2 separate regions of the Homo sapiens genome follow, and region 1 is linked to region 2. A link is an interaction called in ENCODE POLR2A ChIA-PET data of the cell type or tissue named here. Cell type or tissue: PC-9. All regions are shown on one strand. Each heading gives the region's core, and the rest is flanking DNA. Links, peaks and the distances in the headings are about the cores only. Region 1 overlaps PC (pyruvate carboxylase). Region 2 overlaps SSH3 (slingshot protein phosphatase 3).

Region 1 (5,370 bases), core at 163-5,162, 370 kb after region 2:
TAGATTCTCTGTATCTCCCAAGGCTTTCTCTGACCAAGGACTAGTAAAATCATGTCTGACCCACCAGGGCTAGAATTTGAGTCCCAGTCTTCTGAGTCCATGTCTGGCATTTCCTTCCATCTCTTAAACCTTTTCAAATAAAGAGAAAGAGGGTGGTACTTAAGAGTTCTTACTTTCTGATCACGCCTGGTTACCAATAAATTATAGCATCTGGAACCAGTGCCACCTTTTTCATGTTCTTCAGTTCACGCCCCTGGAAATGGTGAGAATTTTGGCCTCTCCCTAACCTCCCGGTGGAGAGCTACCAATCTTTGGAGAGCCCATTGCCATCAAATTCTTGTTAGAAATCTGCGTCTTGGATGATAACTAGATGCAGAATTGCATTCCTGTCCTGGTCACTGGGTATGGCCCCAGGAAGCTTGTAGGTGGTGAGTGGACCTGGTTGAGAATTATTAATGCAGTTTGACCTCTCCGTTGATGTCTGATGCACATGTGGCCCAATGTGAGTAAGAGCAGAGGTTTGTAGAGTGACAAGAAAAGGACATTTGGGGGAGAAATTGGCAGGAGGCTGACTTAGGTTTTTGCGCTGCAAGAGTTTTTCGTCCCCCATTTTAAAAAATTGTGGCAAAATACATTGTCTTCATCCCTTTGGGCTGCTATAACAAAATAACCTTATTCTAGGTAATTTATAAACAATAGAAATTTATTTATTTATTATTTTTATTTATTTATTTTTTGAGACAGTCTTGCTGTGTCACCCAGGATGGATGCAGTGGTGCAATCTCGGCTCACTGCAACCCCTGCCTCCCAGGTTCAAGCGATTCTCCTGCCTCAGACTCCTGAGTAGCTGGGATTATAGGTGTGTGCCACCATGCCCAACTAATTTTTGTACTCTTAGTAGAGATGGGGTTTCACCATGTTGGGCAGGCTGGTCTCGAACTCCTGACCTCAAGTGATCCGCCTGCCTTGGCCTCCCAAAGTGCTGGGATTACAGGTGTGAGCCATTGCGGCCGGCCTGAAGTTGTTTTTTCTGAGACGGAGTCTTGCTCTGTCACCCAGGCTGGAGTGCAGTGGTGCAATCTCGGCTCACTGCAAGCTTCTCCTCCTGAGTTCATGCCATTCTCTTGCCTCAGCCTCCCAAGTAGCTGGGACTACAGGCGCCCACCATCACACCCGGCTAATTTTTTGTATTTTTATTGGAGACGGAGTTTCACCGTGTTAGCCAGGATGGTCTCGATCTCCTGACCTTGTGTTCCGCCCGCCTCGGGCTCCCAAAGTGCTGGGATTACAGGCGTGAGCCACTGTGCCCGGCCTTTTGTTCTTTTCTTTTTTTTTTTTTTTTGAGACAGTTTCGCTATTATCACTCAGGCTGGAGGGCAGTGGCTCACTGCAACCTCTGTCTCCTGGGTTCAAGAGATTCTCTGCCTCAGCCTCTCTATTAGCTGGGAATACACGCGCCTGCCACGACGCCCGGCTAATTTTTGCATTTTTTAGTAGAAACGGGGTTTCACCATGTTGAGAAATTTCTTTTTTTTTTTTTTTTTTTTTTTTTTTTTTGAGCCGGAGTCTTGCTCTATAGCCCAGGCTGGAGAGCAGTGGCGCGATCTCTGCTCACCACAAGCTCCGCTGCTTCCCGGGTTCATGCCATTCTCCTGCCTCAGCCTCCCAAGTAGCTGGGGGACTACAGGCGCCTGCCACCACGCCCGGCAAATTTTTTTTTTTTGCATTTTTAGTAGAGACAGGGTTCCATCGTGTTAGCCAGGATGGTCTCAATCTCCTGACCTCATGATCCTCATGATCCGGGCCTCGGCCTCCCAAAGTGTTGGGATTACAGGCGTGAGCCACCGCACCCGGCCGAGAAGTTTATTTCTTAACGGTTTTGGAAGCTGAGAAGTCCAAGATCAAGGCAGCAGCAGATTCGGTATCTGGTGAGGGCTTGTTCCTCACAAATCATGCTGTCTTCAGGCTGCGTCCTCACAGGGTGGAAGGGACAAGGCAGCTCCTTTTGACCGTGACCCCTTTTTTTTTTTTCCTCCGACTCCTGGGCTCAACATCTTCCCACCTCAGCCTCCTGACTAGCTGGGATTATAGGCGCCAGCCACCATGGCCAGCTCGACCTCTTTTATTAGGATGCTAATCCTACTCATAGAACAGGACCCTCATGACAACCTCCTCAAGGCCCCACCTCTTAATACGATTGCATTGGGAGTTAGGTTGAACATGTGAATTTTGAGGGGATGTCCATATAACACATGTATTATGTACACCTGATATTAAACTTACTTTTTTTTTTTTTGAGATGGAGTTTCGCTCTCGTTGCCCAGGCTGGAGTGTGATGGCATGATCTTGGCTCACCGCAACCTCCGCCTCCCGGGTTCAAGCAATTCTCCTGCCTCAGCCTCCCGAGTAGCTGGGACTACAGACGCCCGCCACCAGACCCAGCTAATTTTGTATTTCTTTTTAGTAGAGACGGGTTTTCTCCATGTTGGTCAGGATGATCTCAAACTCCCGACTTCAGGTGATCCGCCCGCCTCGGCCTCCCAAAGTGCTGGGATTACAGGTGTGAGCCATCGCACCCAGCCGAAACTTTCTTAACCATTTTCCAGCGTACAGTTCAGTGGTATTAAGTATATTTATATTGAGCAACCATCACCACTATCTGCAGACTTTTTTTCATCTTGTAAAACTGAAGCTCTGTAACCCTTAAATCCTGACTCCTCATTCTCCACTCACCCAAGCCCCTGGCACCCACCATTCTACTTTCTGTCTCTGAATTGGACTGCTCTAGGCACCTCATATAAATGGAATCATACGGTATTTGTCTTTTTGTGACTGGCATATTTCACATAGCATAATGTCCTCAAGGTTCATCCATGTTGTAGCATGTGTCAGAATTTCTTTTTTTTTTTTTTTGAGATGGAGTCTCGCTCTGTCGCCCAGGCTGGAGTGCAGTGGTGCGATCTCGGCTCACTGCAAGCTCCACCTCCCGGGTTCACACCATTCTCCTGCCTCAGCCTCCCGAGGAGCTGGGACTACAGGCGCCTGCCACCATGCCCAGCTAATTTTTTTTGTATATTTAGTAGAGACGGGGTTTCACCGTGTTAGCCAGGATGGTCTCGATCTCCTGACTTCGTGATCCGTCCACCTCGGCCTCCCAAAGTGCTGGGATTACAGGCATGAGCCACCGCGCCCAGCATTTTTTTTTTTTTTGAGATGGAGTTTCACTCTTGTTGCCCAGGCTGGAGTGCAATGGTGCGATCTCGGCTCACTACAACCTCTGCCTCCCGAGTTCAAGCGACTCTCCTGCCTCAGCCTCCCGAGTAGTTGGGATTACAGGCATGTGCCACCACACCCGGCTAATTTTATATTTTTATTAGAGACGGGGTTTCCCCATGTTGGTCAGGCTGATCTCAAACTCCTGAGTTCAGGTGATCTGCCCGCCTCAGCCTCCCAAAGTGTTGTGATTACAGGCGTGAGCCACTGCGCCTGGCCGGAATTTCTTTTTAAGGCTGAATGATGGGGGCCAGGCATGATGGCTCACACCTGTAATCCCAGCACTTTGGGAGGCCGAGGCAGGCAGATCACGAGGTCAGGAGATCGATACCATCCTGGCTAACACGGTGAAACCCCGTCTCTACTAAAAAATACAAAAAATTAGCTGGGCATGGTGGCGGGCACCTGTAGTCTCAGCTACTCGGAAGGTTGAGGCAGCAGAATGGTGTGAACCCGGGAGGCGGAGCTTGCAGTGAGCCGAGATGGCGCCACTGCACTCCAGCCTGGGCGACAGAGCAAGACTCTGCCTCAAAAAAAAAGAAAAGGCTGAATGATATTCCGTTGTATGGATTTTACTTATCCATTCATATATCTGTGGACACTTGGCTTGGTTCCATGTTTGAGCTATTATGAATAATGCTTCCATGAATATGGGTGTACAAATATCTCTTTGAGACTTTGCTTTCAGTTCTTTTGGATATATACCTGATTGCTGGGTCAATGGCAATTCTATTTTTAATTTCTCAAGAGCCTGCTATGCTATTTTCCACATCAGCTACAGCATTTTACATTTCCATTAACAGTGCATGAGGGTTCCAGTTTTTCCACATCCTCACCAACACTTTGTTGTTTTGATAGTAGCCATCCCAATGGGTATGAGGTGATATCTCATTGTAGTTTGGATTTGCATTTCCTTAATGATTAGTGATGTTGAGCACCTTTTTTTTTTTTTTTTTTTTTTAGATGGAGTCTTGCTTGCTCTGTTGCCCAGGCTGGAGTGCAGTGGCACCATGTCAGCTCACTGCAACCTCTGCCTCCTGGGTTCAAGCTATCCTCTTGCCTCAGCCTCCCAAGTAGCTTGGATTGTAAACATGCACCACCATGCCTGGCTAATTTTTGTATTTTTAGTAGAGACGTGTTAGCCAGGCTGGTCTCGATCTCCTGACCTCAAGTGACCACCTGCCTCAGCCTCCCAAAGTACTGGGATTACAGGCGTGAGCCACTGTGCCTGGCCTTGAGCATCTTGTGATGTGCTTATTGGCCATTTGTATATCTTCTATCTTCTTTGGGGAAATGTCTGTTCAAGTCCTTTGCCTTTTTAAATTTTTATTATTTATTTATTTATTTATTTTGAGACAGGGTCTTGTTCTGTTGCCCAGGCTGGAGTACAGTGGCACAGTCTTGGCTCACTGCAGCCTCGACCTCCTGGGCTGCAGTGATCCTCCCACCTCAGCCTCCCTTGTAGCTGTATTTTTTTGTATTTTGTATTTTGTAGCTGTAGTTTTTGTATTTTTTGTGGAGACAGCGTTTCACCATGATGCCCAGGCTGGTCTTGAACTCCTGAGCTCAAGTGATCTGCCTGCTTCAGCCTCCCAAAGTGCTGGGATTACAGACATGAGCCACTGCACCTGGCAAACTCCCAAAATTCAACACACACACACAAAAAACCACCTGATTCAAAATGGGCAGAGGGGCCGGGTGTGGTCCCAACTACCAGGGAGACTGAAGTGGGAGGATCACTTGAGCATGAGAAGTCGAGGCTGCAGTGAGTCGAGATTGTACGACTGCATTCCAGCCTGGACAACAGAGTGAGACCCTGTCTCAAAAAAAAAAAAAAAAAGTTTTGGGAACTTTCTATGTATTCTCGATATTAATCCCTTATCAGATACATGATTTGTAAATATTTTCTTCCATACTGTGGATTGCCTTTTTACCCCATGATAATGTCTTTTGATGCACAAAATTTTTACATTTTCTTGAAGTCCAACTTGTCTATCTTTGCTTTTTGTTGCCTGTGCCTGCCTTTGGTGTTGTATCCAAGAAATCATTGTTAAATCTAATATAAAGCTTTTCCCCTATGTTTTTTCCAAGAGTTTT
Region 2 (5,370 bases), core at 89-5,088:
CTCTTTCGGTTTGATTAATTTGCTGGAGCAGCTCACAGAACTCAAAGAAACACTTACGTTTAGTGGCTTATTATAAAGGATACTACAAAGGATAAAGGTGAAAAGATGTGCACGGGGGAGGGTGCGGAGTGTGCACACCCTCCCTAGGTGCACCACCGGGGAGGAACCTGCACATGGTCAGCTACCCAGAGCTCCAAGAAGCCAGTCCTCTTGGGTTTTTAATGGAAGCTTCATGACATCAGCATTCCTTACACCAGGGTATAGAGTGAGGAGGAGGGTCTCTCTGGGGAGGGTCTTATAACCCACAATCTGAAAGTGAGGGTGAACAGTAGAGCCCTGCCTTGGGGCAAGGGAGAGGAGGGCAGAATGTCAAGAGGTTGTTTCCTGCGGCCTGCTCCTGAGGCCTGACACACTCAACATTAGAACAAAAGACTGAACAAGGGCTATGAGGGTTATGAGCCAGGAGCCTGGATGAAAACCAATGTATATATAACACCACGGTACCGATGTGGAACTCTGATATGAACCAATTTTCAAAGTGTAGAATAGTATGTTAACATGCTATTGTCTGTATTTTTAAAAAATACACATACCAATATATTTGATTACATAAGCATGGGGTACCTGGAGGGCATCAAAGGCAGCTGGTAACAAGTCATTGCCTGAGTAGATGTGAAGGACTAGAGGACAGAGTAGGAGTGAGATTTACTTTTCATTTTATATCCTTCTTATTATTTTTTGCCCCTTTAGCAATTTGGGTGAGCTTTGTGTATACATAGGGTTTTTTTTATTTTTATTTTTTTTTGGAGACGGAGTCTCACTCTGTCACCCAAGCTGGAGTGCAATGGCGCAATCTTGGCTCATTGCGACCTCAGCCTCCCAGGTTCGAGCAATTCTCCTGCCTCAGGCTCCCAAATAGCTGGGATTACAAGTGCACGCCACCACACCCAGCTAATTTTTGTATTTTTAGTAGAGACAGTGTTTTGCCACATTGGCCAGGCTGGTCTCGAACTCCTGACCTCAGGTGATCCAACCACCTTAGCCTCCCAAAGTATTGGAACTACAGGCGTGAGCCACTGCACCCAGCCAATAGGGTTCCTAATTGTTTGTAGTTTTGTTTTGTTTTGTAGAGATGGGGTTTCACCATGTTGCTCAGGCTGGTCTCGAACTCCTGGGCTCAAGCAATCCGCCTGCCTCAGCCTCCCAAAGTGCTGGGATTACAGGCATGAGCCACCACACCCGGCACCCTCTTGTCTGTATTTTTGATGCGGTTTCCCCTCCAGTCTTCATTTCCCTGTTTGCTGACTTCTTACTTCTTAGAATCCTCCTGGATTCTAGTGGATTCTAGTGAGCCCCACAGCTCTGAGTTCCTGATTGGACCTGCCTTCTGAGATGCACAGGCTGCAGGAGGGGCAGGGCCTGGCCTTGGCTTACCCCGACACTCTCACCACCACCCCACCCATCTGCAGCCCTAGGCCAGGAATACTGAAAGGGCAGCCTGGGTAGGACTCCTAGTTGGCCACAGAGTGGGGGGTAGCCCCCAGTGTTTGCTCAGCAGGATGGATCAAGAATCAGAACTAGCTTGCATGTACCCCACATCTTGTGACCCTTAGGCATACCACCCAGATAGGTGCCAAGGATTCCTCTTCTGGAAGGGAGGTAGAGGCTAATCTAGCAATGTCTAGATAGCATGTATTGTTAAAATGTATCAAAGTGTAGCCAGGCGTGGTGGCCCTGTAGTCCCAGCTACTCAGGAGGCTGAGGCAGGATGTCTTGAGCCTGGGAGGCAGAGGTTGCAGTGAGCTGAGATCACCCCACTGTACTCAATAATAAATAAATAATAAATAATATAAAATGCATCAAAGTGAAGAGGGGTACTTGGGGATTTCCAGGTCTAATCCCTTTATTTTACAGAAAGAAACAGAGACTCAAAGCAAAGTAATTCATAAGTGGTGAAGCTGGGGCTAAATCCAAGTCTCCTGCCACTGCGCACTTCAGGGTTAGAGCAGTGCTAGGAGTCCCACCAGGGCCTGGGTGAGAGATTCATTCTTAAAACTGGGCGTGAAGTCTCAGTCACTGAGAATGCTTGGTGCCAGCTCCCATCTCTAAGGACTGCTTTGAGGGAAGGAGTTGAATCCGGCCCCTTCCCCAAACCAGGGTAATGTATCATAGAGCAGAGAGCATACATAATCTTGGGAAGAGGGATAGAAGTGACAAAGATGGGCCAGGCGCAGTGGCTCACGCCTGTAATCCCAACACTTTGAGAGGTCGAGATATGCAGATCGCTTGAGCCCAGGAGTTCGAGACCAGCCTGGGCAACATGGTAAAACCCCGTCTCCACAAAAAATAAAAGATAAAAATTAGCTAGGCATGATGGCACATGTAGGTAGTCCCAACTACTCAGGGGCTGAGGCAGGAGGATCCCTTGAGCCCGGGAGGTTGAGGCTGTAGAAAGCCAAGATCATATCACTGCACTCTATTCTGGGTGACAGAGCAAGACCCTGTCTCAAAAAAAAAAAGGAAGTGACAAAGATACAACCACTTAGCTAGGTGTGCCTGTGGTCCCAGCTACTCAGGAGGCTGAAGTGAGAGGGTCTCTTCAGCCTGGGAATTCAAGGCTGCACTGAGGCATGATCGTGCCGCTGCACTCCAGCCTGGGCAACAGAACCAGACTCTGTCTCAAAAAAAGAAAAAAAAAGATGGAATGACTAACTCTTCTTGGACACTAAAGTTGAGCAGAAGGAACCCCTGGGCAGGAGGGGAAGTGTCACCAAGGGTCCTTCTTCCCAGGCCGCAATAGCCTGGCTTGGAAAGTCAGGCCCTTTGCTTTGTAGCAGGAGGAAGGTGATTCTTGGGACCCAAAACATGCCAGAGAACCTGGCGCCGAGTGTCCCAAGGAGGCTTCGCTTTTGGAACAGGCTTGGTCCTGTCCAGGTAGGCACTTCCTCATGAGTAACCCCTTCCAGCTCTCACAGTGGAGCCACATGCCTGCTGCCCGCTGACGACTTCTTCCCTTGCCCGACCTGTCTGAGCGGGTGGGTGTGAGCAGGTCATATTTACCAGGCCCTGCCCCAGGAGATGGGGAGATAGCACTGACTTCCTCTCTTCTCTTACCCAATCTTCCTCCCACGCCACGCCCAAACACGGCACTCCCCCAAATAGGTCTGTCACGAGCCACCTTGGAATTGTGAGGAGACTGCTGGGAGGAAGGGGCGGCCACCTTCCCCAGCCAGCAGAGAAGGGTCTGACTGCAACACAGATGGCTTCATCGTCACATTGAAAATAACCAAATATGAAAATGTGTTTTATTTCTCAGTACAAAGCCAGATACTGTAAGGCTATGAAAAACTGACTAGCCAGAGGCCAGAAAGGACAAAAAGAAGACTATCTCTGGCCTGGTGCCCTGTGATCTGGCGTGGTGTCACAGGAGGTCTGGGGACAGCAGCAAAGACCTGGACCGGTGGAGGTGGATGAGGGAAGCGATCTGCCAGCCCTTCCAGCCTCCCGCGGCTGGGGCCTGAGGATCCTGCCTGCCTTTGGGGGCCACTGGTTGCCTGGCCTGGCTGGTTCCAGGAATGAACTGGGAGAGGACAGGAGGTGCAGGGAGGGGGCGGGGGTGGGAGGCGTGACCCTTTTTGCACGGGAAGCTCTGTTTTCATTCCGTGCCACAGGTGAGTGTGCAGGGCTAGAGTTGAGAATGAAACTAGGGTGCTGTTGCCCCCAAAGGTACCTTCAGTCCCTCTACCACATCCCAGTTAGAAAGTCTTGAGCCCTTGGACAGGCAGACATGGGCCTGGGACTTAAGGCTGTAGGAGGTGAGGCTGTAGTGACAGGGGTGGGAGGTGAGGCCGTAGTGACAGGGGTGGGAGGTGAGGCTGTAGTGACGGGTATGGGGCGGAGCTGAGAGGAATGTGTGCGGCAACAGACGTGAGGGTGTTTCTCCAAGGAGTTGTGGATCCTCTTCAGTGTCAGGGGAGCGTGGGCATGTGTGAGGGCTCAGGCCTCGCCCTCCTCTCCACTGTCATGCACGCTGGCCTGTCTCACCACCTTCCGGAACCTGGGCGTAGAGGAAATGCAGGGCTCTCCCTGCCCCTGCCCCTGCCCCTGCTCCTGCTCCTGGAAGGCCTGGGTCCGGTTGGCCACCACGGCACTGCCCTGGAGGGTAACCACTGACTGGCGGGACTTCAGGGCAGGCTGAGGCCCCCTGTCCACCTGCTGGCCTCCCTTGGTCCTTGCAAGCTGTGGGAAGGGCTGCAGAGGCTCTTCATGTGAAGACTCGTGGGAAGAGAAGACCTGGACAGGTGTGAGGATACGGAAGCCATGGGAGGCCTTTCTGGGGCAGGGGTGCCCAAGCACAGAGCCGGGAAGATCTGGGGCAGGGGTGCCAAGCACAGAGCCAGGAGGAGGCGAGGGCCGGAATGTTTGTGGCACGCACGCCAAAAGCCAAGCTGTCCACAGCCACGCTTCCTCGGGAGGGAGGACAACACCCCAGCCCTGCTGCCCCGCTCCTTGAACCCTACCTGCTTGTAGCTTCCTTCTGGCCCCCAGAAGCCCTCCTCAGCTCCCTGGAGACCCAGGCCTCCCTGCCCTCCTCCCCTCCTATGCTTTCTCTGCCTTTGCGTAGGCAGCCGGCAGGTGAAACCCGTGCCGGCACCAGCCCCTGAGCTGGGCTGGGTGGATGCGTGCGTCCGGTGCTGGGTGAGGACCTCTTGCCTTTAGCAACGCCCACACCCGCCCATCAACCCACCACGCCTCCCTATCCTTCCCCACCCACACCTCCTCCAGGAAGCCTCTCCCAAATGTTCCTGCCCTCAGTGGATGCTCCTTCCTCCAAGTCAGCCATTTGGCCTTGAGTCCCAGACAGGGCCTGGCTCCCAGGCTTAGGCTTGTGCCCGCAGCACTGAGCATCAAGGGTGCTGACTTAGGCAGGACTTGGGCGGCGTGAGTGCGCAGACTCCTCCCCACCCCATCCTTTGAGGTGCTGCTCCTCAGACCAGGGAGGGGCTTCAGAGATTAATTTAGCCTCCCCACCATGGGGTTAGAGATCGCCCCCAGGGCCTGCAGGGGCCTGTGGAGCTCATGGCCTGGGGAGGCAGCCCTGCCCCTGAGACAGCTAGTCCTGTGGTCAGGCTGGAACCTGCCCGCGATCGAGGCTGGGGCTGGCTCACCCAGGAGCCTTGGAAACAGGCACTGCTTCCTGCCCTGCCCCCGTGACCCCTCTCCAGCCTGTGCCTACAGTGCCTCCGCCTGCCCTCACTGGATCTCAGCTGCTCTCAGGGGCCCAGGACGTGGCTGGTCCCCATCTTCAGGGGTATTCATGGGACAGGCTGGAGACGCCGGGTGCTAAGAGATACTGGGCTGACTGTGAAG

What was found. Peaks named below come from ENCODE experiments on the same cell type or tissue, not always from the same donor. Only the 100,000 strongest peaks of a DNase experiment are listed, where the experiment ranks them.
Region 1: POLR2A ChIA-PET joins it to region 2 with 7 read pairs; 3 of 35 experiments call an interaction of 5 or more read pairs at or near these places.

Annotation. Positions count from the first base shown.
Region 1 is chr11:66,939,943-66,945,312 of GRCh38, reverse strand. All of the region lies in intron 3 of PC (pyruvate carboxylase), which reads left to right. Among named protein-coding and RNA genes, the nearest start is that of MIR3163, 8.1 kb to the right of the region's middle. In PC-9, for the core only: no CTCF peak of the experiment used is centred there; no DNase peak of the experiment used is centred there.
Region 2 is chr11:67,310,514-67,315,883 of GRCh38, reverse strand. It overlaps SSH3 (slingshot protein phosphatase 3), which reads right to left. Exons shown (of 14, transcript NM_017857.4): 14 at 3,292-4,293. The coding sequence ends at 3,997. Among named protein-coding and RNA genes, the nearest start is that of SSH3, 9.7 kb to the right of the region's middle. In PC-9, for the core only: CTCF peaks have their summits at 3,894 and 4,095; a DNase peak (open chromatin) is centred at 3,013; H3K4me3 peaks cover 867 bases; H3K27ac peaks cover 3,204 bases.